Regions from separate parts of the Homo sapiens genome. Here region 2 is linked to region 1. A link is a loop called in an ENCODE intact Hi-C map of the cell type or tissue named here. Cell type or tissue: dorsolateral prefrontal cortex. All regions are shown on one strand. Each heading gives the region's core, and the rest is flanking DNA. Links, peaks and the distances in the headings are about the cores only. Region 1 overlaps LOC124904924 (a long non-coding RNA gene). Region 2 has its middle 52 kb from the start of LINC00494.

Region 1 (12,641 bases), core at 1,976-9,975:
CTCCTAGAGCCAACTGGAGATCCAGGGCTGGGCAGGCACAGAGGTGGATTTGAATATGTCGGGAGGAAGCTGCCTGGACCTTTAGAAAGAGGAAATTCACAAAGCCCTAAGAGGCTCTCATTTTCAACAACAACAACAACAACAAAAACAATAATAACATTGTTGTGATTCAATACTTATTGAATACTATTACTTTCCAGGGACTGGGATAAGCAGTATATATTGATGTCTACATTGGTATCTCACTCAACCTAATCCTTAAAGAGAGAATCTCTATCATGATGGTTATCATCACCAACTTATAGATGAGGAAACTGGTTGCCTTGCCCAGATCACTCACCAGCTGCTGAATGGTAGAGCTAGAATTTCAACAGTAATCCTCAGTCCTCCAATTCCAGCACCATCCTTTAGTCACCGCACCGTATTACTTGCCTCTCTTTTGTTTGGTTGGTTGATCACTTATATAGTCATCCAATCTTTCTTTTGTGGCCACAGGTGTGTGAACCAGAGCGACTCCATCTTGAATAGCAACTCCATCTTGAATAGGGGCTGGGTAAAATGAGGCTGAGACCTGCTGGGCTGTATTCCCAGGAGGCCAGGCATTCTTAGTCACAGGATGTTTACTGTTAAGGGAACAGAAACAGACCCAGAACTTAACAGATGCAGGAAATGTTTTGACATCCTGATATCTTAAGAACAAAAGCAGTCCTACTTTAAGAATAAGTCTTGCTTTAAAAATAGTAATATAGACTCTTGGGAAGGACAGTAGTTACACAACGATTAGCAATCCTTTATCACAAACCCCTGTAGTGGAGCATATCTTCCCCATGATGTTTGTTATCTTATATCTAATCAAGCCTTGCACCTAAGGTGGGGGCATTCCACCTCTTTCAGGAATGTCCTGCTCTGTCTCTGGTACAGCCACTCTTTCATTCCTTTACTTCCTTAATAAACTTGCTTTCACTCTACTCTGTGGACTCACCCCAAATTCTTTCTTGTGCGAGATCCAAGAACCCTCTCTTGGGGTCTGGATTGGAACCCCTTTCTGATAACAATAAGGCAAATAATCGTTGAGCACAGACTGTGTGCTGGGCACTTTGCAAGATAGCTTTGTCGATACATCTTAATGTTGGAGAGTCCTCATCCGTACTTATTTCCTTGTGGAAGCCTGCTTTAATGCTGTTAAATTCTTTCCTTCTGTCTTGGGAAGGAAGGCAACACGCCTTTCAGAGCCTTGGAAGATGAGCCTTTTTCTCTTTGCTTTTCTTTCCCTCATTCTCCAACTTCAGGGCCCAGCTCCCAAGCCCAGTCTACCCCGGCCAGTCCCTGAGTGTCTGCCCCCACTCAGAACCCTTTTCCACATCACTCAGTCTCCAGCCCATGGAGCTCTGGCCAATCAGCACCCACGTGGAGACGTCTTTCTAATCAGACTTTTCAGTGCAGCTACACATTAACCTCAAGTCTCTCTTCCTCTGCTCAAAGATTCTAGCTCAGTGCTGAGCAAAATGGTCTCTGTGTTCATTGAGATTACATTCTGCTGTGAGTTTCCAAATAGGAAAAAATGACAGTATTATATTAATATCTTAAACAGGATAAAAATATATTTCTATGTTCTATAAATGTGGACAGTCCAGGGCTGGTACAGTGGCTCCTGTGATGTCGAGGATCAGGCCCCTTCTAGCTTGCTCTGCAATGCCCTGCAATGCCCTGCATGAGGCTTCTCACTCATAGTTCAAGGTGTCTGCTCCAGATCTGTCACCCAAGTCCATGGGCCAGCCAGCAGATGGAGGGAGGGGATGCTCTGTCTCTTTAAAATACTTAGAATTTGAACACAGCACCTAGGTTTATATTCCACTAACTAGAAGTTGGTAATCTGGTCACAAATACCTACAAAGTCAGCTAAAATGTGTTCTCAGTGGCTAGATAAAGGTCTAGGATTCTATGACTATAGACAAAAGAGATGAAGAGATAATGGATTTTTTTTTTTTTTTTTGAGACAGGGTCTTACTCTGTCACCCAGGCTGGAGTGCAGTGGTATGAAGATGACTCACTACAGCCTCTACCTTCCAGGCTCAAGCAATCCTCCTGCCTCAGCCTCCTGAATAGCTGGGACTGCAGGTGTGCGCTACCACGTCTGCCTAATTTAATTTTTGGAGAGACAGCATCTCACCATTTGCCCAGGCTGGTCTCGAACTCCTGGGCTCAAGCAACCTTTCCGCCTTGGCCTCCCAAAGGGCTGGGATTACAGGTGTGAGCCACAGTGACCAGCCAAGAGATTTTCAGGGACAATCAGTAGGGTCCACCAGAGCAGCCAATGCATTCTGTTCACTTTACCCTGACATTGTCCTCTACCCCTAGCCCTCTGGTCTCACTTCCCATGGGTTTCAGGGACCAGAGCACAGAGTCTCTCTGTGAGCAGCCCTCCTCCCTATCCCTCAGGAAAATCCTATCTTGGTAGTTACTAATATCAATATCAAGTATTATACAGAGACTTGTTCTCTTCCAACTTGTAACATTTAGAATTGGTGAGAACATGGTCACAGATGGGTTCTTCATTGATTTATAATCAAATTCTCTTATTGTCAAGCAAAAATGACTGTTTTCTGCTCAGTCTGTCAGTTGCTGCAGGGAAGTGATAAGGAAAGGCTCTTCTGTGTCAGTCACCTAAGTGGTGGCTACGCAGTGCCCACCACCTGTTTAGACGAGGAAGAGATGAGCACCTGTCTCAGGGTCCTCTGTCGAGAGGGTCCACTCTAGCTATTTAAGCAGAAAAGGAATTTAGGAAATGGCACTGGGGAGGTCACAGACTCTCCAGAAGAGACAGCAAATCAGGATTCTTGAAGTCTGTGCAGCTGGGAATAATGTCGGAACGACACCATGGAACCCACCCTAGAGACCACAGATGTGTGCTGCCACACTCAACTAACTTTTAAATTATTTAAAATTTTTTGTAGAGATGAGGTCTTGCCATGTTGCCCAGGCTGGTCTCAAACTCCTGGGATCAAGAGATCCCGCCTTGGCCTCCAAAGTGCCAGAATCTCAGTCTCTTCTAACTCTAGAATTCTATGACCTCTAGGACCAGCATGTGGAGACCTGGAAAAGATAGATTTAGAAGCTGGCAAAAGAGCCAACTCTCTGATTTCCTCTTGCGTTCAGATTTCATCCAACCATCCATCCCCCAGGAGACGCTCATCAGTCCTTGAAGAATGCACCTCCTGATTACAATCAGATATTTTCCAAGTGCCAGCTGGAGATTAACTGATGGGAAGTCTCAGGTCATAGAGGATATTGGGCCACATCTGTCACTCCATGGGGAATTGTCATTTCTGCTCAGTACTGAGGAGCTACGACCTGGGGACAGAAAAACCGGAGGAATTGCAAATTTAAAACACACACAGGGAGCCTAACTGGTGGTATCTGAATTAGAGCACATTTTGTCCCTATAGTCCAAGTTGGAGGCACTGATGAGCAGCCCAATTTTGTAAGGGTCTCAAATATTTACTTAAAGAATAGTATAGTATAAATACCTGCATTAAATCCAATTGCTGTCACTATTAAAAATGTCATACGATTGTTTATTTCTACTGCTTGCTCAGAAAGCAACCCATGCTTGACAAAGGCCTGCTATTTATAAGAAGGTGCACAGAAATGAACAGTATTAAATTTGGTGCCTGTTTATTCCTCCAAGCTACCCATACACCCTGCTTTACACTGAAATGCTTTCTCCATGTTTATCCACATTGTTTCTTTCCAAGTAAAACTTATTACACAGATTCCTCGGGGTATTTTTTTTCTTTTCTTGATTCTGGTTAAATAAACTATTGATTTTGTTTTCAAGGTAACTTAAGGGGGAGTAATACAGTTCTAATTTGATAAGTACAATTGTAATGCATTCAAAGTAAACACACTTTAGGGGTTCAACTAGGACTTATTTTAAAAAGAAAGCAAATCAATCAATGATTGGCTACTATGGCGATTTTAGGGTGGGCTGGATGGGGATGAAACTGCATTGGACATTAATACTGCAGAGACAAATTATCAAAAGGAAAATTGACATTAGAGGCCATGGAAAGCTCTTCCAAAGACATGTACCCTTCAAGGATGAATTAACACTGGGTTTCTTCGGGAGCACGGAAGTAAACTGCAATTTTTGAGAAGCTAAAAGAATTTTTTCTAGATGGACCAGGAAAGTCTGCAAGAGTATTTGCAGGGTGGCCAGTCTACTTTTCCACTCTAAGACAATGAACATCAGTCTTCAAAGAGGCACATTCTAGCTACCAGGATACACTTGGTTGTAGGTGGCCAGAAACCCAAGTCCACCTGGCTTCAGATAAGGAAAAGAATCTATGGCCTCCTGCCAAGGAAAAGCCAGTGATAGAGCTGGCCTTGGGCACATCCAATTCCAGAGGGTAAAACCTTGTTATCACATTTCTATCTGTCTCAGAGTGACTTTGCTGGATTGAAATTGCACTGAGACAGATGCCATCCCCTGGTGGCTCAGAAGCCTCAGTTTTACACCTCCCACCCTGTCCCCCAGCAGAGGTCCAGGATGAGGTCTGATTGGCTCTGACTCGGTCACGTGCCATTCCTGAACCAATCATTGTGGGCAGAGTCATGTGAAACCTCATTGGCCAAGCCTGAGTCACATGATCACCCTGGCACAGACCGGAGACCAGCAAAGCTGTGTTTTCTAGAGCAAGCTCAAGAGTGTGGCTTCAGAAGCATGGGGGTGAATGCTGGGTGTGTTAGTCCGTTTTTGCATTGCTGTAAATAAATACCTGAGGCTGGGTAATTTTTAAGGAAAAGAAGCTTAATTCACTCGTGGCGCTGCAGGCCGTACAGAAAGTGTGTTGCCAGCATCTGCCTCTCACGAGGCCTCAGGAAGCTTCCAATCATAGGGGAAGGTGAAAGGGAGCCGGGGCATTACATGGTGAGAGAAGGAGCAAGGTGCGGGGGACGTGCCATATTCTTGTAAACAATCCATTCTCAGAGCAAGAACTCGCTCATTACCAAGGGGATGGCGCTCAGCCCTTGGCAAGATATCCACCCCCATGATCCAGTCACCTCCCACCTGGCCCCACCTCCAACATTGGAGGTCACATTTCAACATGAGATTTGAAGGGGACAAACATCCAAACCATATCACTCCGCAGGTACAAGGCACCTGTCCACTCACGCCCATCCGGGCATGTCATCATCCAGAGTCAACCCGAAGTCCTTGAGCCCTTTGACTCTACTGACCTTTGGGTGCCTGGATCGCAGTAGTCCCGACCTCTGCCCCCACCACCACAAATGCAGGCTGCTCTCAGAGCCTCTGCTACCAGAACTTGGCTTCTGCCCACATCCCTCCCTTTCTCCACACTTCAGCTCCGACACCTGTCCCACGTGCCCTCTACTGACCTCAACTCATTCTGCTTTCCTCTCTCATGTACTAACTGGGGTTCCAGCTGTGTCACCATTCAAGCATCTGAGCTCCCTGACCCATGTGTTGTCTCTGACATCAGCCAGCCGAGGGCCAGCTAGCACGTGGGCGAGAACTGCCTGCCAAGAACAGCCCTGCTCCCTTGACCACATCAGGAAATACCGAACATGAACCCATTGTTTGCTCTGTGAATTGTGCCTCTGGACTCAGGCTAAATGCAGTAAAACTGTATGTCAGTCAGGTTTCGTGGAAACAGAAGGAAAGAGGTACTTTGCATGTATATTTATTGTATTACGTTATACTACAGATGCTCTTCAATTTACAATGAGGTTACATCCTGATTAACCCATCATAAAGTTGAAAATATCATTAAATTAAAAATGTATTTAATACACCTAACCTACCAAACATCGTAGCTTAGCCTAGCCTACCTTACATGTGCTGAGAACACTTACATTTGCCTATAGTTGGGCAAAATCAGCGAACACAAAGCCTATTTTGTTAAAAAGTGTTGAATATTTCATGTAATTTATTGAATTTATTGAAGTGAAAAACGGAATGGTTGTACGGCTACTCAAAATGCAGTTTCTGCTCAATGCATATCACTTTCATACTATCATAAAGTTGAAAAATTGTAAGTCAAACTATCATAAGTTGGAGACCATCTGTACATTGAATATGTGCATATATATGAATATGTATGTGTGTATATATACACATATGCCCTAAAATTATAGAATACAGCAAAGAGTATTCTTTCTACTAGTATTGAAGATTCAGCCACGTATAGATTACAGGACAGAACCACAGTATGAGATCACTCTTAAACATACACAAAGATTTATTTATGGATTTATTTATGGATCACTCTTAAACATACACAAAGATTTATTTATCATCTTCCTCCTTCTCATCATAGCTAATATTATTGAGCACCTTTCTAAGCCCTTTACATTTTTAATGTCATTTACTTCTTTTATCAATCCTCTGAAATAAGTGCCACATTTCTCTTCTTGATTTACACATGAGGAAACTGAGGCACAAAGAAATTCAGTGACTTTCCCAAAATCATGTGGCTGGTAAGCGATGGAGTCAGGTGCATGGTAAGATTGACATTTTTTCACCTTGTGAAGTTGGGGGTGGTCATGTGATCTGTTCTAGCCAATGGAATGTGATGGGAAGTGTGTATGTTGCCTGGGGAAGATGCCATTACCATCCAGTACTGTAAATGTTTTGCATTCTTACCTTGCTGACACATCCTAGATAGCGGAGGAGCTGCCATCACAGGCATATGAGTGAAAGTGTTGTGGAGTAGACATCCCCACTGTCCTGAGATGGATATGGATTTGAACAATAAATAATCCTTGTTTCTTGAAGCTACTGAAATTACGGCTTTTCCCTTTTATGTTACTGCAGAATAACACCAGATTTCAAAGAGGACTTGAGCCTCATGCAAATGTTTTCATTATTTTTAATAAGGGAAATGTATTCATGTGTCATTTGTGTCATTAAAGTGGCACTTCATAAAAAGGAACCTAAGGTGTTATAATGGCAGTAGAATTAATCCTTAGCCTCTGTCCCTAATGTCTTACTCCATTTTATGTTGCTGTAAAGGAATACCTAAGGCTGGGCAATTTATTAACAACAACAACAACAAATAAAACATTTATGTGGCTCCCAATTCTGCTGTCTGGAAAAGTTCAAGACTGGGTATCTAATGAGGGCCTCAGGCAGCTTCCACTCACGGGGGCAAGTGAAGGAGAACTGGCATGTGCAGAGATCCACAGTGGGAGAGGAAGCAAGGCGGAGGGGAGTGTCAGACCCCTTTTAGCAACCAACTATATGGGGAACTAATAGAGGGAGAACCTACTGTCCTCCCCAGGGAGGGAATTAATCTATTAATGAGGGACCCACCCCCATGACCTAAGCACCTCCCATTAGGCCCCACGTTCAACACTGAGGATCAAATTTCAACATAAGGTTTGGAGGGGACAAATATCTAAACCATAGCAACTAATAAATTAAGACATTCCACATATCTGTGTGTTCTCAATGGTTAATGATTAATCATTAAAACCTCACTCTGTATTTAAAGAATTGTGGCTGTAAAACTTTCTAAAAGGTTACACCAGTGTTCATTGCTCTATTCTTTTAAGCCTTCTAGTATTTTTTAAGGTAAGATATTCAGCTATGTCTTCTTAAAGTGTAATTTAACTTCTCCACTGTTGATGTTAAAGAAAATGATCTTTTATGATCAAAAGCTTCTATAGCAGCTGCTCTGTGCCAGGCATGTTGTGAATGCTTTACATATATTAACTCTTTTAAACCTGACAATAGCCCTTTCAGTCAGGTATTATTATTGCCTATCCCAAAGTTAGTGAGTTAAAGAGCCTGACTTTGGTCCTAGGCAGTCTAGTTCAGCGTCCTCACCTTTAATGACCATGTTACTCTGTCTATCTACACCCCAGGGATCAAGAACAGTGTTTGCTCCAAAATAGTTCACTAATGATTATTATTTGAGTTAATGAGCAAGTGAATGAATGAACTGCACTTCCCAAAGTCTTTTCATTTACATTATTTCATTTAAATGTTGCAGCAACCCATTGTTCATTGACTGTGTGGCTAGTATCCCCAGGTTACCAACGAGAAAACTGAGTCCTGGCAAGGTGGAAGGTCAAGTTACCCCACTGGGAGGTAGCAGAGCTGGGCCTCAAATACAAAGCATTTTAACTGCTAGTTCATTGCTCTTTCCACTTCTATATAATTAAGGAGACTGACTGAGTGCAGACCATAAGTCATTGACATTATTTTTAATCAGTTGGGAGATTCCAGATAAACCATTCAGATTTCTGATTTGTCTTTAAAGAAGAAGGAGGAGATTTGGCTGCACGGGGCATCATTCCCACAGGCAGCCATCTGTCCCCTGGAGCTGCCACCTCATGGCCTGCAAGGGTTCATCCACCCCCACAGCAGTCTTCAGAGAGGAGAAATTATCAGGCTCTCTTTACTAAAGAGAAAACTGAGGTCTGGTCCTAATGCTAGAGGCAGTGGGGTCAGCTCCAGAGCCATCCCTTAAATGTCACCTGTGCTGAGGCTGAGACTGGGGCCTGCAGCATGGACAGGGGAAGGCACAAAACAGGCCTCAGAGTGAGGAGTGTTTCCTTTCGACTGAGGTTCCTGAGAATGGAGAGAAATATTTTCCCTTTTAAAGGAGATCTGTGCCCGCCCTAATTCTCCAGCTTGCCAGGAAAAAAAGTGCAGCTGCTGTTCCAGGCCTCAGAACAAATGAAAGCAAAGAAAAGGGTTTCTTTCTTCCCTTGCAGGGGACAGATGACCTTGCTGCTTCCTCTGAGATGACACCCACGTGGAGGTCTGCATTGGTTCTGTATTTCCCTGCTCTCTCTTGTTGCTTGAGGAAAGTTCTGAGCCGTCTCTGCCATAATAAGGCATAGAGGAGGCCTCAAATAGCCTGTCCCGGGCCCCTGGCTGCTTCAGGAAGGACACATTCCTTCTAGAAGAGCATCCTCTTGGCCAGAGTTGCTAAGAGCCGGCATTCAGACCTTGACCCTTACGACACAGAGAGTGCGCAGAGGGCACAGCTTTCCTGCCTGCTTCCTGAACAATTTCTATTTGCCTCTGCACACAGCATTCTGCAGTGGGGTTTAGCAAGGAGAGCAGCTGGGAGCTTCCTTCTTTCTTTCATTCTTCCCTCCCTCCCTCTTTCCTTCCTTTATCCACAATGTCCAATACACATATTCACTAAGTAATTCCTATGTACTAGACACAGGGGTTAAAGCAGAACCTAAATAGAGCCTGCCAGCCCTCATGCCTGGTGCCACACTCCATGGGGTAGACAACATAAACAAGTTAACAAATAGCACACTGCCACCTGGGGCTAATGGTTTTGAAAGAAAAACAGTAACAGCGATTGTGGTAGAATTATGGTGAGTTCTTTCTGAAAGGCATTGGAGAAGGTTTCTCTGAGCTCCCTTCCCCCTCACCCCCCGAATACACACACAGATGGTGAGAAGGAGAGAGCCAGGTCAAGACCTAGGGGAAGAACATTTCAGGCAGAAGAAACTGCTTGTGCAAAGGCCCTGGGGTAGGAGTTTGCTTTGCCTGTGCAATGAATGGCATGAGGCCCAGTGCCTAGAGGGAGGTGGGAGGGGTGGAGAGGTGCCTTGCTGTTGACACCGCCACCCTCGGGGCTTAAGCTGCATTGGAGGCTCCTTCTCCTCCGTCCTCCTTCCTTTCCCTGTCCTCTCTTTTGGGTCTTCTTTGGGCCTCCCGGCCTGTCTTCATCTCTGTGATTCTCTCCCACTCTCACTGTGTCTGTGTGCATCACCCTCTCTCTCTCAGCAGCACAGAGAAACATACTCAAGGGTCAAGGGAACGCCTAAGGCACTAATAGGAATTACTGAAGGCCGGGCACGGCGGCCCACAACACTGTAATCCCAACACTTTGGGAGGCCGAGGCGGGCAGATCACTTGAGGTCAGGAGTTCGAGACCAGCCTGGCTAACATGGTGAAACCCCCTCTCTCCTAAAAATACAAAAATTAGCTGGTGTGGTGGTGCACGCCTGTAATCACAACTACTCGGGAAGCTGAGGCAGGAGAATCACTTGAACCCAGGAGGCGGAGATTGCAGTGAGCCGAGATCAAACCACTGCACTCCAGCCTGAGTGACAGAGCAAGATTCTGTCTAAAACAAACAAACAAACAAAGAACAAACAAGGAATTACTGAAGTCCCACAATCTATCCATTCAATCACCTATTCATTCACAAACATTGCTGAAGTCCCTAACCTGTGCCAATCCCTGGGAATATAAAGCTAGTCTGTCTTCTCAGGAAGCTAGCAGGCTACAGGGGAGATACATGTGCAGATAAAACTTTAAGCACCATTTGACCAGAGCCCCGAAGAGCAAAATGAAAGAGCCCAAGGGAGTCCTCGGAGGGAGTCCTGAACTCTGCCAGGAAGGTCAGGGGCGTCTGCACAGCGGTGGTGACATTTGACCTGGGGTGGAGTGCGGTGGTGACAGCGTGGGTGAGAGGTGAGGTGGCTTCCATTCAAAGGGGACCCAGGTGAGTAACCAGTGAGTGCATCACTCTGTGACTCAGTTTCCACATCTGTAAAATGGGAGATACCAAGCTCAGAGCACCCATGCCCTGGAATTGCTGTGAAAGTTATGAGTTAGGTCACATGGTGCCCACATCAGTACTTGGCACATAGTAAGTGCTCCACAAATATTTGTTGCATGAGGAAGCACACAAATGGATGAGTTGAAAGCACCTTTCCATGTTTGTACTACGGGTGAGACCAGAACAGAACAAAATTGGTGTTTTCCCTCCTTAACAATCTCCAAATATGGATCATTCCTCTGATCTGCTCCACTTCCTTTGTTTTGGACAGTCAGTGGAATTCCAGCAGCTGGCATGATGGGAGGCAAGTTTGATTTTGTTTTAGCCAAAGGCAACACAGGGCAGAATTGAGCATGCAGCTTCTGGGGCAGGCTCTGCCACCTCCCAACTATGTGACTTGGGAGAAAATACTCACGTGCCTGCCTCATTTGTCCCAAATGGGAATAGTCACAGGGTGAAGATTTAAGTAAGTGTAAGGAAGGTGTTGCAGATTCACAGGGTGAGTGTGCTATAGTGTGGCTGGTGGAATAATGGCCCCCCAAAGGTGTCACGTCCTAATTTCCAGAACCTATGACTCTGTTACCTTATGTGAGAAGGAGGAATTAAAGTTGCTAATCCACTGACCTTGGGAATGGGGAGATGTCCCTGGATTATCCGGGTGGGTCCAATGTCATCATGGGGTCCTTAAAGGTGAATGAGGGAGGCAGGGGACTCTGAGTCAGAGATGTAAAGATGGAAGCAAGGTGACAATGTCACAACGGCGGAGCTCAACCTTCCACTGCTGTCCTTGAAGACAGAGGAGGGGCCGGGAGTCGGGAAATGTTGGCATCCTCTAGAAGCCAGAAGAGGCAAAGAAACGAATTCTCCCCTGCAGCCTCTGCAGAGGAGGACAGTCCTGGAAACATCTTGATTTTAGCCCTTTTGAGCTTCTGACCTGCAGAACTGCAAGAGACAAATGAAAGTTACTCTAGCTGCTCTTTGAGTAATTTGTTACAGGGGCAATAGGAAATGTACAACCAACCATTGCATCCACTTCACGACCCACAGGGATTTCTGTCTTTTCCGCCACTGATTTGCCGTCGCCTAGAACAAACACTGCCTGCAGCTTGGTACCTGCTGGGTACACATTTGTTCAAATAGTGCATAGATGAAGTCTAGGTCAGTCTATGCATTTCATCCCCGGGCCATCTTGTTTGGTTTGGAGGGTGCGTGTGATCTATTCCTCCCTGTTTAAGAGGATATTTGGGGATTATTGCTGGAAAAGTTAGGGCAAAGGAGCTCTCCCTGTGGATGGGGTGCCTGGTGGCTCTGAGGACTGGGACAGTGGCAGTCACTGGTGCCACCCTGATGGGGACCAGCAGGGAGAGAAGCATGAATAGTGGGGGTGAGTGACTTGTTTGGCAGAGCAGAGAGAAAAAAGGGCTGAAAATGCCCAGGATTTGAAACCCAGGAAAATATCGAACTGTCTGCTGATCGAGTAGCAAGGAGGAAGAGCTGGGTTTAGCGTAAATGAAAGATTGACTCTGAAAGCTGAAGACTTTGGAAACCCTGTGTTTCCCAAGCAAGATTCTGGACCATCAGCATACCAGCCGGGAAAACACAGGAGGAAACCAGCGGGGAAAACGCAGGCTGGCTTTCTGGCCACAGTCATTCTGTCTGCACAACCCCTCGGTATGGAATGAGAGGAACACCAACTCACCCCGTGCATAGGACTTTACATTTTGCAAAGCATTTAAAGATATTTTTAAAATGTACTTCTCAAGACAACTCTTATTAACAGCATCTACCTGGGACAGATGAGGAAACTGGGGCTCAGGGAGTTCGTTTATTTAGCAGACATTTATTGAGCCCCTACTTTGGGCATGTTCTTGGCTCCAGGGATACAGCAGAGAACAGAGCAGGTGAAGAGAAGGCCTGCCTTGGTCAAGTGGTTACACTAATAGGGGAGACAGATAATCTGTGTGAATGAAAGGTGCGGTTGCTCAAGTCATTTGGCTGGAAGAGTTAGGACCGAGATTCCCAGGTCAGCTGGTTCAGTGGCTTTGGTCTCACTCCAGATGGTAGCAGAGATGCTTGGGC
Region 2 (12,641 bases), core at 2,442-10,441, 130 kb after region 1:
GGGTGGTCAGGGAGGCACTCACCCAGGAGGTGACACTTGACAGAGCCCTGAAAAGTGAGGAGGTGCAACCATGCACAGGGCTGGGGACAGGAACACGGCCACACAGGGGAATGAACCTGGCCGTTTGTGGCACAGAAGGAAGGTCAGCAAGTCCAGGAGAAAGGGGAGGAGAAGAGAACAGGCCCCTGGCGCCTGCACGTCTGGAAGCATCGCCAAGTTTCCAAGCATCTTTCCAGGGCAGAGAAGGCTCCACTCTGGGCAGGAGGGGCTTGCTTCACCAGCAGGAGGAGTTGGGGAGCAGGAGGGAGTCCTGATGTCCTGGCTACAAGTCCAGGGCTGGAAAACCAGGCGGGCCTCCGCCGAGGCTGCTCCTTCCCCATTGGGCCTCCGCTATCTGGTTGGGGCATCTCAGACTGAGGAGCAGGAAGTGTGACTGTCGCAGGCCAATGTCTGCTGACGAATCTCCCAGCCCAGATGGTGGGCCTGCGGTGGGCTTCCTGGTGCACGCGGAGGCGACTCTGGCGAGGGGGATTCCCTCCCCTTTGAATTTCCTCCTGGTTCTGCCCACGTGAAACTGGGCTGGTTGGCTGGGCTTCCTTTTCTCTATTTGGCTTTCTTATTCTCCAAATAAAAGACGAAAAGTCAAAACATAGGCATAATGCAGAATTATAACGCTTGGATTTGTCTAACTTCATCCCTGCAATCGCCCAAATATTCACATAGTTCAAGAACACCATCGTATAACAGGCTACTCAGGGACTGTGACATGATGACACTTGTAGGAACCCAGTGTGTCATTTAGTCCTCTGTGTGTCTGTGTCCCATTCTGTGGGTGTGCACACAACAACCACACACAAACTCACCGGTTCCCTTGTGTGTGTTTAGACAACATGAAACTTTGCATCACAAAACCACCGAGTGATGTCAGAGGTGCCATGAATCATAATGACAGCTCCTGGCCTGGTATCCAAGAGACCTCAACATGCTGCTAAGTCACTGTCCCACTCCATGAGAACCGGTCACTCTCTTTGAGCCTCCAGTTGAAGGGAACTAAATTAATCTAGGATGACCCATATTGTGCAGCAGCTAATGACCCAGTTCACCTCTGGTTAATTTTCTGCTTCTGGGTGTCCTGGGAACGGGTGGTGTTTACTCCAGTTGGGACAAACCTTTATTAATGAGCCAGAGTGTTGGCTGCTCTGGGCGGAGTGTTTTAATAGAAATCGGCCAATGGGCCAGGGCGTGCTGAAGTTGCAGAATATGAATGAGGCCCTTTTCTTTGCCCTCTCTCTCTTCCACCCTGATTTGCATAACTAAGCTTTCTGCCTTTTTATCTTTTTAATGTGTTTGTTTGTTGATTATTGATCTGTCCCCTATGGAGGGACAAATCATTCGCCCACCAGGCAGTGACCTAAATTTGGCAGAAGCCCCAGCCATGTCTGCAGCAAACTGGAGCCAGACAGTTATACTTGTATTTGTAGGGACAATTCCAGGAGAATTTATATGGCCCAAGGTTGTAATGATCAAAATTACACTGGCCTCCAGCAGACTCATTAAGGGGAATCTTGGCAAAGGAAGACTTGATGAGTAAGAAGAAAAGAAAAGATCCTCTTTCATGGTAAAAGATCTGGCTTAATTTAACAAAAAAGCTCAAAAGCCTCTCCAAATGAGGCTGCAGTTTCCCTGGGGAAAGAGAAGGTACTGCTGAGTTTTAGAAATGTGGTTCTCAGCTGTGTCCAAACCTATGCCACCTTTTTTAAACCAATATTTTATAATTTCCACACTTGTATCTTGAAATATAATTCATAAATACAGCCTATCCACATCTTTTTAAAAGTTCAATATAATGCCCTAACTATAATATAAAGACAGAAGTATAAGAAAAGTAATTTATGTAAAGTAATTTGTAACAAATTAATGCATACTTCAACATGCAAATGCTCTGACTGACCGCACTAGAAGTGATTAAGCTGTAAATGCAGACTGGTGACAAGCCTGTTGAGTTGCCACCTCAAATGTCATGCACATTGCCGCTAGTGAGGAGAGGGCTCAGGATGCTGACCCGCTGGTGGTGAACTTCTGAACAAAACAAACACGAGTTTCCCTTGATTTACACCAGAGTTGCTGTCCCAGGAAAGTCAGTGATTATTAAAACATTATGATCGTCTCTATGTAAACTGGACTTTTCACTGGAGGCTCAGATCATTGTAAATAGGGTTTGCTTACATGAATGTCCAGTGAAACATTCAAAACTAGTGCAAGATACAAGATAAATTCTGCATGGTGTGGGATTGTCCTATGTATTACAGCCGCATAGTATCCTCAGCTCACACCCCAAATGCCAACATCACGCTCCTCTCAGCATTGTGCACCCAAAGCACCTCTTTAGGGGCGAGACCGTCATTGATAACCACCACCCCTTGCACAGCCGCGTGTGCTCACAGAGGCTAAAATCTACTGTTGTCTCCACCTGAAGTTTTTCTTGTCCTGTAACCTTTCCCTGGCTGGCTCTCCACCCTGCCCAGGATGAGGCAGGGAATCCAAGGACACTCAGCTACCTCAGGTCTCACCCACCCTCTCCCCCTCCCCAGGCAGAGAAGAATAGAGTCCTGAAACCCTGTCCCCAGAGAGTGAATCAACCTCCTGGGTCTGAGGGCTGCACACACATTTGTTCCTGGTTCCCCCAGGGCCTGACAACCTCACTCCTATTCCTCTGTCTTGGGAAATCCCTCAAAGCCAACTGTACCTTCTGTGTGGGTCTTGAGGTCCTCCACCAAGGGGCTCTTTCCTTTTTATCAGTTTGTTCATTCACTTGTATATTATCTTTGTTACCAAAATATGTCAAGATAATCACATAAGTCAAGATAAAAATGGCCAATGCAACCACATCTTGTCAACTTGGTGCATTTCTATGTACATGGTCAATTTTCACACACAGGGAGACTCTGTCTACATTTTCTCCCAGGATTCTACCACGCTTCCTTTTCAATCCTTCTCTAATTTCCCTGCCCCCTGCCTGTCTCCTCCTTCCCAACCCCACTCCCAAATGTGTCTCCTTCCACAACTTTCTACACACTTCTACACAGGTTCATACACAGGCATATACACACTGACAAGGATTTCCTGACCTCTCTTTATAAGGGCTTAGGTTTCTTTTGCAAACTATAATCTGACTACATAAATACTTCATACTGTGTTTTCTTAATCCTCAATATGGTATAGACATCATCTCAATTGATATATCAGGATCCAACTCAGTATTTCAAAATAACCATCTAATATTCCATAATATGAATAAATTTTACATTAATCAACCATTCCCCTGCTAATGGATATTCAGAGTGTTTTCAGATTCAATGATTCAACTATAATCAACTAAGTATGATCAGCACTGGAATAAATATCTTTGAATATGTATTCTTGTACTGTAGAGCTTTGGTTTCTATGGGATACGTTTCTAAATATAGGATTTGTTGGGTGGAAGAACATGCATATGTTGAAGCTAGAGGCACTGGAGTGATGGATTCTGCCTAGGGCAAGACAGGACTTGATTCTTGCTGGAGGAGCCATCTGAGTTTGTGAAGGGCAAGGAGAGTGCATGGGCCGAGAAAGGTGCTCCCAGGAGTGATCCCTAAGGCAGCCAACAGTACCCCACTGTGCAGATAAGAGAAAGAAACCGACGCAAAGGAAGTCTTCCTAACCAAATTCCATAGTGTAAAAAGCAATGATTTGGAAATTGGAAGGCCTGGACTCTGACTTGGGGTCTGGAATTCTCTCTCCAGGTGACCTTGGGTGAGTCACTTCCCCTCTCTGGCTCTAGTTTCCTCCTCTCTTCAAATTAAGCAGCTGCACTAGATGATCCTTAAGGCCTCTTCCCTGTGAACTTTGTATGGTTCAATGAGAACAATGTATATGATGGGGCTTTCTGAACTCTAAAGTGTTTAATGCTATGATTTGTTTGGTAGATGGTAATGGATTCTTCTTATGATCATCTATGTCCATTTGGTTACGTCCAACACTTTCCTTTTTCTCACACCCCACACCCAATCCCATAAGCACCTCCTAATAGCTCTGCTTCCAAAGTAGATTCTGAATCTGCTCACTTCTCTCTTCTCTACCCTCTGCCACCCCCACCTGCACCCAACCTGCCATCATCTCTCATCCCCAACCTCAGGACAACTGCAACAACCCTGGCTGGTCACCTGGTCTACCAACCCCTCATAATCCATCCTGCACTCAGCAGTCAAAGTCAGTTTGTAAAAGGAAAATAAGACTATGTTGTTCCCTTGCCTAAGACTCCCAGTGGTTTCCCCAAGCTTTTAGAGTAAAATCCAGTCTCCTTACTGTGGCCACAAAGCCATGCATGATGGGCTCCTTGCTGCTTCTGAAACATGCTAAGTTCTTTCTAGTCTCAAGGCTTCTGCACATACTTTTTTCTGCCTGGGACACTTAGCCCAGATGGCTGCTTCTCACCCTCCAGGTCGCAGCTCAAGTGTCACCTCCTCTGAGAAGCTTTTCACAACCGCCCTGTCCAAAGGAGGTGTGTATCTCCATCACTCTCTATCCCCACTCTGATTTATTTTCTTCAAAGCACTCACTGCAATCTGAAATCATCTTATTCACTGTGTGCTTGTCTCTTGCTGTCTCCCTACTAGAACAGAAGCTGCATGAAGACAGGGGTCTCATCTGCCTTGGACATCACTGAATCCTATGCACGGAGCACAATGCCTGGAACGGGAGGAGCTCAATGGTTACTGGTTGAATTAATACACTGAGGAAATGGATCAGCTGTAGACAACCTTACTTTGTTCTCTCATATCTCTTTCCCACCTGCTGGCCCTGCCTTTCCATTTAAATCCAGAGCCAAGCACACATTCCTTACTATATATTTTTTTGTACTGATTAAAATGTTTCATAAACTTTTACCACATATGGATCAGGGCTTTTAGTTGCTAATGGAACCTACTCCAGCCAGTTCAATTAGGAAGGGGGTTTATTTATGAAATCCTATTGGGTAGCTTGGGCTCATGCCTACCAAAGAATTAGACTTGCAGGCCACACAGCCAGGAAACATGGCCCCCAAATTACACACCCCCCAATCATAACTGGTCCCCTGATGTCTCTGGTGCCTTCACCCAGCACACACATCCCAGCCCATGCTGCCAATAGCACAGGTATGAGACACTGAAGATGTATCCAGAATCCTGCAACTGCCCCCTGAGGGACTAACTGTAGCTCCTTCCATAGAAATCACCCATCAGTGGTTGGCAAAAAGGAAGAACAAATGTCCACTAAACTCTTTAGGCAAATGATCACAGAGAGCCATTGTGTCCTCCTAGCCACTGCGCTCATCACACCAGAGGGCTGTTCTGAACCATCCCCAGTTACCCCAGTTACCTTCTGTTTGAGTCAAGGTTCTCTAAAGAAACAGGAACACTAGGGTCTGTGTGTGTGGAGGGAGACAGAGAAGAGACGGGGAGGGAGGGAGAGAGAGAGAGAGAAAGAAAGAGAGAGAGAGAGAGATTTATTGTAAGGAGTTAGCTCACATGATTATGGAGGCTGATAAATCCCAACATCTGTCGGGTGAGTTGCAAGCTGGAGACATAGGAGAGCCAATAGTCTTCTAGTCCAAAAGCCAGCAGGCTCATGACCAAAGAAAAGACAATGTCTCAGTTCTAGTCCAAAAGCAGGAAACAGCTGAGTTCCAGTTCACAGGCAGTCAGGCTGGAGGAGTTCCCTCTCACTCAGAGAGAGTCATCTTTTTGTTCTATTCAGGCCTTTAACTGATTGCATGCGGCCCACCCTCCTGAGACAGGCAACTGGCTTCACTCAGCCTAATGATTTAAATGTTAACCTCACCAAAAACACCCTCATAGCATCACTCAGAATAATGGTTAAGCAAAATATCTGGGCACTTTATGGTCCGGTCAAGTTGACACATAAAATTAACCACTGTCTCTTCTAGGGCTGGTGCAACTGACAGTGATAAAAAAAAAAAAAAAAAAAAAGCCCTCCAGGCCTCTGAGCTTTGAACCTGTTTCCCTTAAAGCAATGAGGAGATGATTGAACTAGTGTTGGAGGAGTCACACTTGGAATCTAAGTGGCAGTGCCTCAAAAAGGGTTATAGGCTCAACCTCAGAGCCTTGATGATCCAGATCCCACCCGTGATGGGGAATGGGCAGAGAATGGCTCCCTTAATACTGCAAGTGAGGTAGGAGATCAGCAGGACTTGTTTTCCAAGCACAGATCATGATCCTGCTGATCGAAGCAGGATGCAGTAAAGCAACTGGCCAAAACCAGCAGATGGTGGCAAAAGCGATCTCTAGTTGCCCTCACTGCTCAATAGCATAAAGACACTCCCACCTCCTACCAGCGCCAGGACAGTTTACGAATGCCATGGAAACTATCCAGAAGTTACCTTATATGGTTCTGGGAACCGTCTGCCCCTTTTCCAGAAAATTCTAAATAACCCACCCCTTAATTAGCATATAATTAAAAGTGGTATAAATACAGCTAGCCCTGGTCTTCAGGGACTGCTGCTCTGGGCTGCTCTGCCTATGGAGCAGTCCTTCTGCTGCACACTGCTGCTCTAATAAACCTGCTTTCTTTCACTCCTGGCTCACTCTTGAGTTCTTTCCTCCACAACACCAGGAACCCTCCCAGGCTGAGCCCCAGTTTTGGCATTAACCTGCACCACAAGAAACAAAGGTGTCCCTCCCTCCCTCCCTTTCTTCCTTCCCTCCTTCCTTCTTTCTTTTTTCTTAGGGTGTTCTAGAAGGGCAGAAATCCATCTTCCCTCCCTCCCTTCCTCCCTCCCTTTCTTCCTTTCCTACTTCCTTCCCTCCCTTCCTCCTTTCCTGCCTTCTTTCTTTTCCTCCTTTCCTCCCTCCCTTCCTCCTTTCCTCCTTCCTTCCTTCTTTCTTTCTTCTTAAGGTGTTACAGAAGGGCAAAGTCCATCTTCTGTTCCTTCCTTCCTTCCTTCCTTCTGTCTTTCTTCTTAAGGTGTTACAGAAGGGCAAAGTCCATCTTCTGTTCCTTCCTTCCTTCCTGTTTTCTTTTTTCTTCCTTCCACACACATTTAGAGACCATCTTCTAAATGTGAAGGAATGTCCTAGAAGCAGCAGTGAAAAAACAGACACAGTCCCGCCATCATGGGCATCCTGAGACTGTCCACCTGAGAGCTTTCTCTTACCCTGTGGCCAGAAATGCTGACAGTTGATGGCCCTGGGACAAGCCCTCGGCTAACGGGGCAAAGAAATTGGAGGATAAACATTCAGCTGGTAGAGGACTAAGCTCCAGTTGCCCACAGTGGCAACACCCTGTCTCACTTCCCCACTCCCCTGTTGGTATTTCCTGGGACCACCTCCCACATAAACTATTATATTAGGTTGGTGCAAAAGTAATCACGGTTTTTGCATAATGGCAATTATTTTTGCACCTACCTAATACTTGCACTAAAATCCTTGTCTTGGGATCTGCTTCTGGGAAACCAAAGCCAGGTGGAAAGCAATTGGGAACATGGGATAACTTGATAGAGAGTGGGCAGGGGTGAGCAAGGAGCTGTCAGAGAGGGCAGTCCAGGAGGCCTCCCTGAGGAGGCAACCTAGGAATAGGAGCTGCCGGGTGAAGATGCAGGGGAAGGGTGTCCCAAGCTGAGGAAATGGCAAGGCCCCAAATCAGAAACGAGCTTAGCATACTGGCCCATACGCCTCTAGGATGAATCTAAATGGGACAAGCACTAATAGTATTAATAAGAATAGGAATAGCAGCTAATGCATGCATAGCACCAACTGCAGGCCAGGCACTGCTCTAGGGACTTGATGCACATCCTCCCAGCAGCCTCAGGAGACAAGTGTGATCATTGTCCTCATTTTCTGGGCGAGGAAACCAAAGCACAGGGAGATGACGCACTTGGCCCAAAGTCACCCAGCTAGTGGTGGGGCCAAGATGTTACCCCCTCCGCTGATGATGGCAGTGGCAGGTGGGGGAGGTAGGGCTCATAATGTATTCACCCCTGATGCCTACTGTGCCCTGCACAGAGCTGCACATGGACACACTGCAGAACCATGAGCAGTAATAACAGGGGCATTCATCCAGCACTAACCCTGTTCCAGGCTCCCTTCTAAGAGTTTTAAATGGACCAATTCATCTAATTCTCACATCAACCCTATGAGGTGAGGGCTGATTGTCACCATGTGACAGAGGAAGAAACTGAGGCACCTAGAGGTTAAGTCATTTGCCTGAGGTTGTGGGCCGGTGAGTGGCTGAGCCAGAATTCAAATCCAGGTTATTTGACGCCAGAGCCCTATTCATAAATGCTGTAAGCATGCACACACTTGTTGGTGCGCACATACACACATGCACATGCATGCACACATAAGATATGGGAATTTAACCCCAGAGAGAGAAGAATTTTTCTACTGGTCACATTGTTTGTAAGACACAGTACCAGGATTTGATCACAGTCAGCTGATTGCGGAGGCTCCATTGGAAGGGAAGAAAGCAGATGATCAAATTTTGAAATTACAGAGTTCAGGATTTCATGCTACCCTAGTCCCTACTTGCATGTGATTATAAACCAAAGAGCTGAAATTCACTCACAATTAGTAAGAACACCCTCACGGGTCTCACTGACGATGCTCTGCACAGCCTGGAGGTCAGCACTCCTCCCGCAGTGGTGTTTGCCTGCTGCAGGCTCCTCATCTGTGAAACGGAGTGGACAGGGTCAGCCCTCTGCAATGGCTGTTTGGAGCACGACATAACCTGTGTAAAGTGCTTAGAGCCATGCTTGGCACACAGTAAGTGCTCAATAAATGTTTGCTGATATAACAAATGCCCCATGCATAAGTAGTTTACTCCCTAACTCCCCAGCACGAGACAGACCCTGTGTGCCCTCCATAAATAAAAGCTATGGCTGAAATCATTGTTTCTAAGCCTCATTTTTCCCAGTGCCCAAAGGAACAGTTGCACGTCAACCAGAAAATCCTCCCAGCCTTTGTTTTGCTGTGCTGACCCATAGAATCCAAGGTCACATGATTTTTTCTTTCTTTTGTTTGCTGTTTCTTTTCTGTATGGACCAACAACAACAAAAAGATAACAACTGTACCTGGGTTTTGTGTTTTAATAATTTTAATAATGCACAGGAAATTGGATGGCTTAGGGACTCTGCGTCAAATGAGTGAGTCATCCTTGTCAACAGACCAAGTGGAAGCATGAGACTCAAGGGCAGGAAAGAGAAGGGCCCAGGGGATGGAAATTGAATAGTGTGATGGGCTTTAACAATCTAAATTAAATTAAAACTTGTCAGTGCTTTCTTCATATCACAAGTTTCCAGTTAGAGAAAGAATGGGCCCCTCCAAACAGTGAGTTGAAAAGGATGAATTTCATTCTCTGCATCCCCAAGACCAACGAGATGGGCCCTGCCTGTCTCTTCCACGACAACTCCACTCTTCTCTCATTCTCGGCCACACTGGCGCTGCTGTTCCCCAAGCATACCCGCATGGCTGTCCCCACCTCCCAGACTTGAACTTGCTGTTCCTCTGCTGGGACCTTTGCATGTCTGCCTCATCCCCCACATTCAGGGCTTAGCCCTTACAGCAGTCAGAGGGGCTCTCTGCCCCCACTCTGTATCTAAGGGGCCCACCCTGTTGTCCCCACCCTCCACTAGTCCATGGCCCTGTTACATTTTCCTCATAGCCCTCATCACTACTCTATTTTGGATGCATTCTCAATGTGCACTCCAGGAGGGCAAGGATCTCATCTTTCCTGCTTGCCTCTCTCTCCCAAACACCTAGAACATACCAGGCACATAGCATAGGTACTGCATACATCCTTGTTTGGTGAATGAACAAATGGATGAATGAACATCTTGGTCACTATCTCTCCAGAGCCAAATAAACCTTTGTAACTGAGTCATTTGCCTAGAACTGCTGAGTGCTCTTCCTTGAGGCCCATATGAACCCCCATCTTGCTGGTTACTTGACCTGATTGGCAACAGCAACACCCCACAGCAATGGGCACTGTCCATTCTCCACCCCACATCCTGGCAGCCCTGGGCCTGCCAGTGTGAAGGCACAGGAGGCAGCCATGGGAACGCGCCACGGAAGTGAAAAACTTTTCCCAGCACCATTTCTGTGGCCTAGAAAGGCCCTAATGATATTTTCTACTTTTCTTTGCTGAATAAATTGGGCAGCAAATTTCATGCACATGTGCTCAGTGATCACCTATTGATGCCTTGAACACAGATGTTTGATTCTGGCTTTTTTGGAGCCGTTGCTAGACTGAGAGTTCCATGAGGGCGAGGGTCGTGTTGCATGCATCTTCATGTCTCCCTTTCATGAGGCAGGAGCTCAGATGACATCTCAGGTGTGACGTCATGTGATGTCATGTGTGTTCTGTGAGAGGGACATGAAAAGCCAACAGAGTCATCTAGAAAGTTTGGTCACTCTGGGGATTTCCCAATCAGAGCAATCACTTTTTCTTAAGCAGCAGATCTCTGGTCTTACTTTTTTGTTGTTATACAATATTCATTTCTTTTTTTTTTTTTTTTTAAGAGACACAGTCTTGCTTTCAACCAGGCTGGATGGAGTACAGTGGTATGATCGTGGCTCACTGCAGCCTCAACCTCATGGGCTCAAGATCTCCTCCCACCTCAGTCTCCTGAGTAGCTGGTACTACAGGCACAGGCTAACACACCTGGCTAATTTTTAAACTTTTTGTAGAGATAAAGTTTCACTATGCTACCCAGCCTGGTCTTGAACTCCTAGCCTCAAGTGATCCTCCCACCTCAGCCTCCCAAAGTGCTGGGATTACAGACATGAGCTGCTAGGCCCAGCTTGTTAGGAAATAGTTCAAGCCTACAGAAAAATATAAAGAAGAATGTAATGAATATCTGTGATCCCATCGAACCAGCTCAGTGAAAGCTTATCATGCTATATTTGCTTCAGATTTTTTTTTCAAAATAAAACACATGGAATGATTAATGTCCCTGGTGCCCCTTCTACCGTCCCTTCTCCCACCGCCCACAGGTCCACACTTGGTGCTCCTTGTTCCTCTCCAGGGCTTTATGCTTTGCCACACATATGTGCCTGTAAACATTACACTGTCCAGTTGATGTGTTTAAACCATACATGAATGGCTTGTCACTTTCAACAGCTTGCTTTCTTATTTAAACTTAACTCCCATAACACACTCACTGGATGTATATGGAATAACCAAATAAAAGCAGACAAGCTGTATCATGACAGGACGTGACAAGTAGGAGGGAGGGTAATGAAGTGGGGTACAAGGATGCAGGGGAGACGGGGGAGTGCTCAGGGAAGTGCTATTTGAGAAGGAGACATTTGAGCAGAGATCTGGATGCAGTGAGGGTGTAAATCTGGCAAAAGGCGACCAACCCGTCCCAGCTTTCTGGTGACTTTCCCAACACTGAAAGTCTCAGGTCCCAAAAAGCTCCTCAGTCTCAGGTGAACCGGAGTACCCAGGGAAAGAATGTCAAGAGTAAGAAACATGGAGTGGAAGGGACTTGTGGTGGAGCGAGTTTGGCCTGTTAGAAGAAGGGCCCCCGAGGCTGAGTGGGGCAAGGAGGGTGGGCAGGGAAGCAGAGGCAGATTTAGTCCACTAGGGAGTGTGGGCAGGTACATGCACAGTGTATGGGAGCTGACGTGTGGGTTAGATGCCACTGTGAATTCAAATTTTACTCCCTGAGATGATTATTTTCCTAATTTAAAGAAATTATCATATAGGAAAGTTGACATTTTTGGTACAGATTTCTGTGGATTTTTTTTTTTTTTTTTGAGCCTTTGTCTTTTTCTGTCACCCAGGCTGGAATGCAGTGGCACAATCTTGGCTCACTGCAACCTCCGCCTCCTGAGCTCAAGCGATCTTCCCGCCTCAGCCTCCTGAGTAGCTGGAATTACAGGTGCCCGCCACCATGCCTGGCTAATTTTTGTATTTTTAGTAGAGGCGGGGTTTCACCACGTTGGCCAGGCTGATCTCAAACTCCCGACTTCAAGTGACCTACCCGCCTCAGCCTCCCAAACTGCCGGGATTACAGATGGGAGCCACTGCACCCAGCTGATTTCTAAGGATTTTTGACCCATGTAGAAATTCATATAACCACCACCACCATCAGGATCCAAAAGAGTTTCAACCCCCCAACAATTGTCCGGTGCCATCCCTATAGTGAACCCCTGGAAACTGCTGATCTGTCTCCATCACTATAACTTGGTTTTTCTGAGGATGCCAAATAAATAGGATCATAAAGTACATAATTTTGGGACACTGGCTCTGCCCCTCAGCATAATGCCTTTGAGACACAGGCCCATGGCTGCAATGTGGTAATGGTTCCTTCCTTTCCACAGCTGAGCGTCATTCTGGAGTATGGGCATCCCAGTTTATTTATCCATTCACTCGTTGTTGGAGAACATTAGGGCTGTTTCAAGCTTCTAGATTTTTGTGTCTTCTGGTTATTTTTGAGAATTTCACAGCAATTACACTCTATATCTGGTAATGAGTTTCAGAAAAGTGCTTTAGATGGAAGTTCTGCTCTGTATTAGGAATATGTCCTTCACTGATTAGCATATAAGGATTTTAGGGAGGAGATTCTCTCCCCTTCCCCATCTCCTGATGGCAGACCCCGA

The links. Peaks named below come from ENCODE experiments on the same cell type or tissue, not always from the same donor. Only the 100,000 strongest peaks of a DNase experiment are listed, where the experiment ranks them.
Region 2: it touches region 1 in a loop (4-fold over the local background); 2 of 110 quality-filtered maps call a loop at or near these places.

What each region holds. Positions count from the first base shown.
Region 1 is chr20:48,278,425-48,291,065 of GRCh38, forward strand. LOC124904924 (a long non-coding RNA gene) reads left to right here. Exons shown (of 2, transcript XR_007067634.1): 2 at 2,001-3,773. Among named protein-coding and RNA genes, the nearest start is that of LINC00494, 75 kb to the right of the region's middle. In dorsolateral prefrontal cortex, for the core only: no CTCF peak of the experiment used is centred there; DNase peaks (open chromatin) are centred at 5,060 and 5,527; H3K27ac peaks cover 1,999 bases.
Region 2 is chr20:48,405,787-48,418,427 of GRCh38, forward strand. No RefSeq gene overlaps it. Among named protein-coding and RNA genes, the nearest start is that of LINC00494, 52 kb to the left of the region's middle. RefSeq lists an enhancer at 68-844. In dorsolateral prefrontal cortex, for the core only: no CTCF peak of the experiment used is centred there; a DNase peak (open chromatin) is centred at 5,679; H3K27ac peaks cover 481 bases.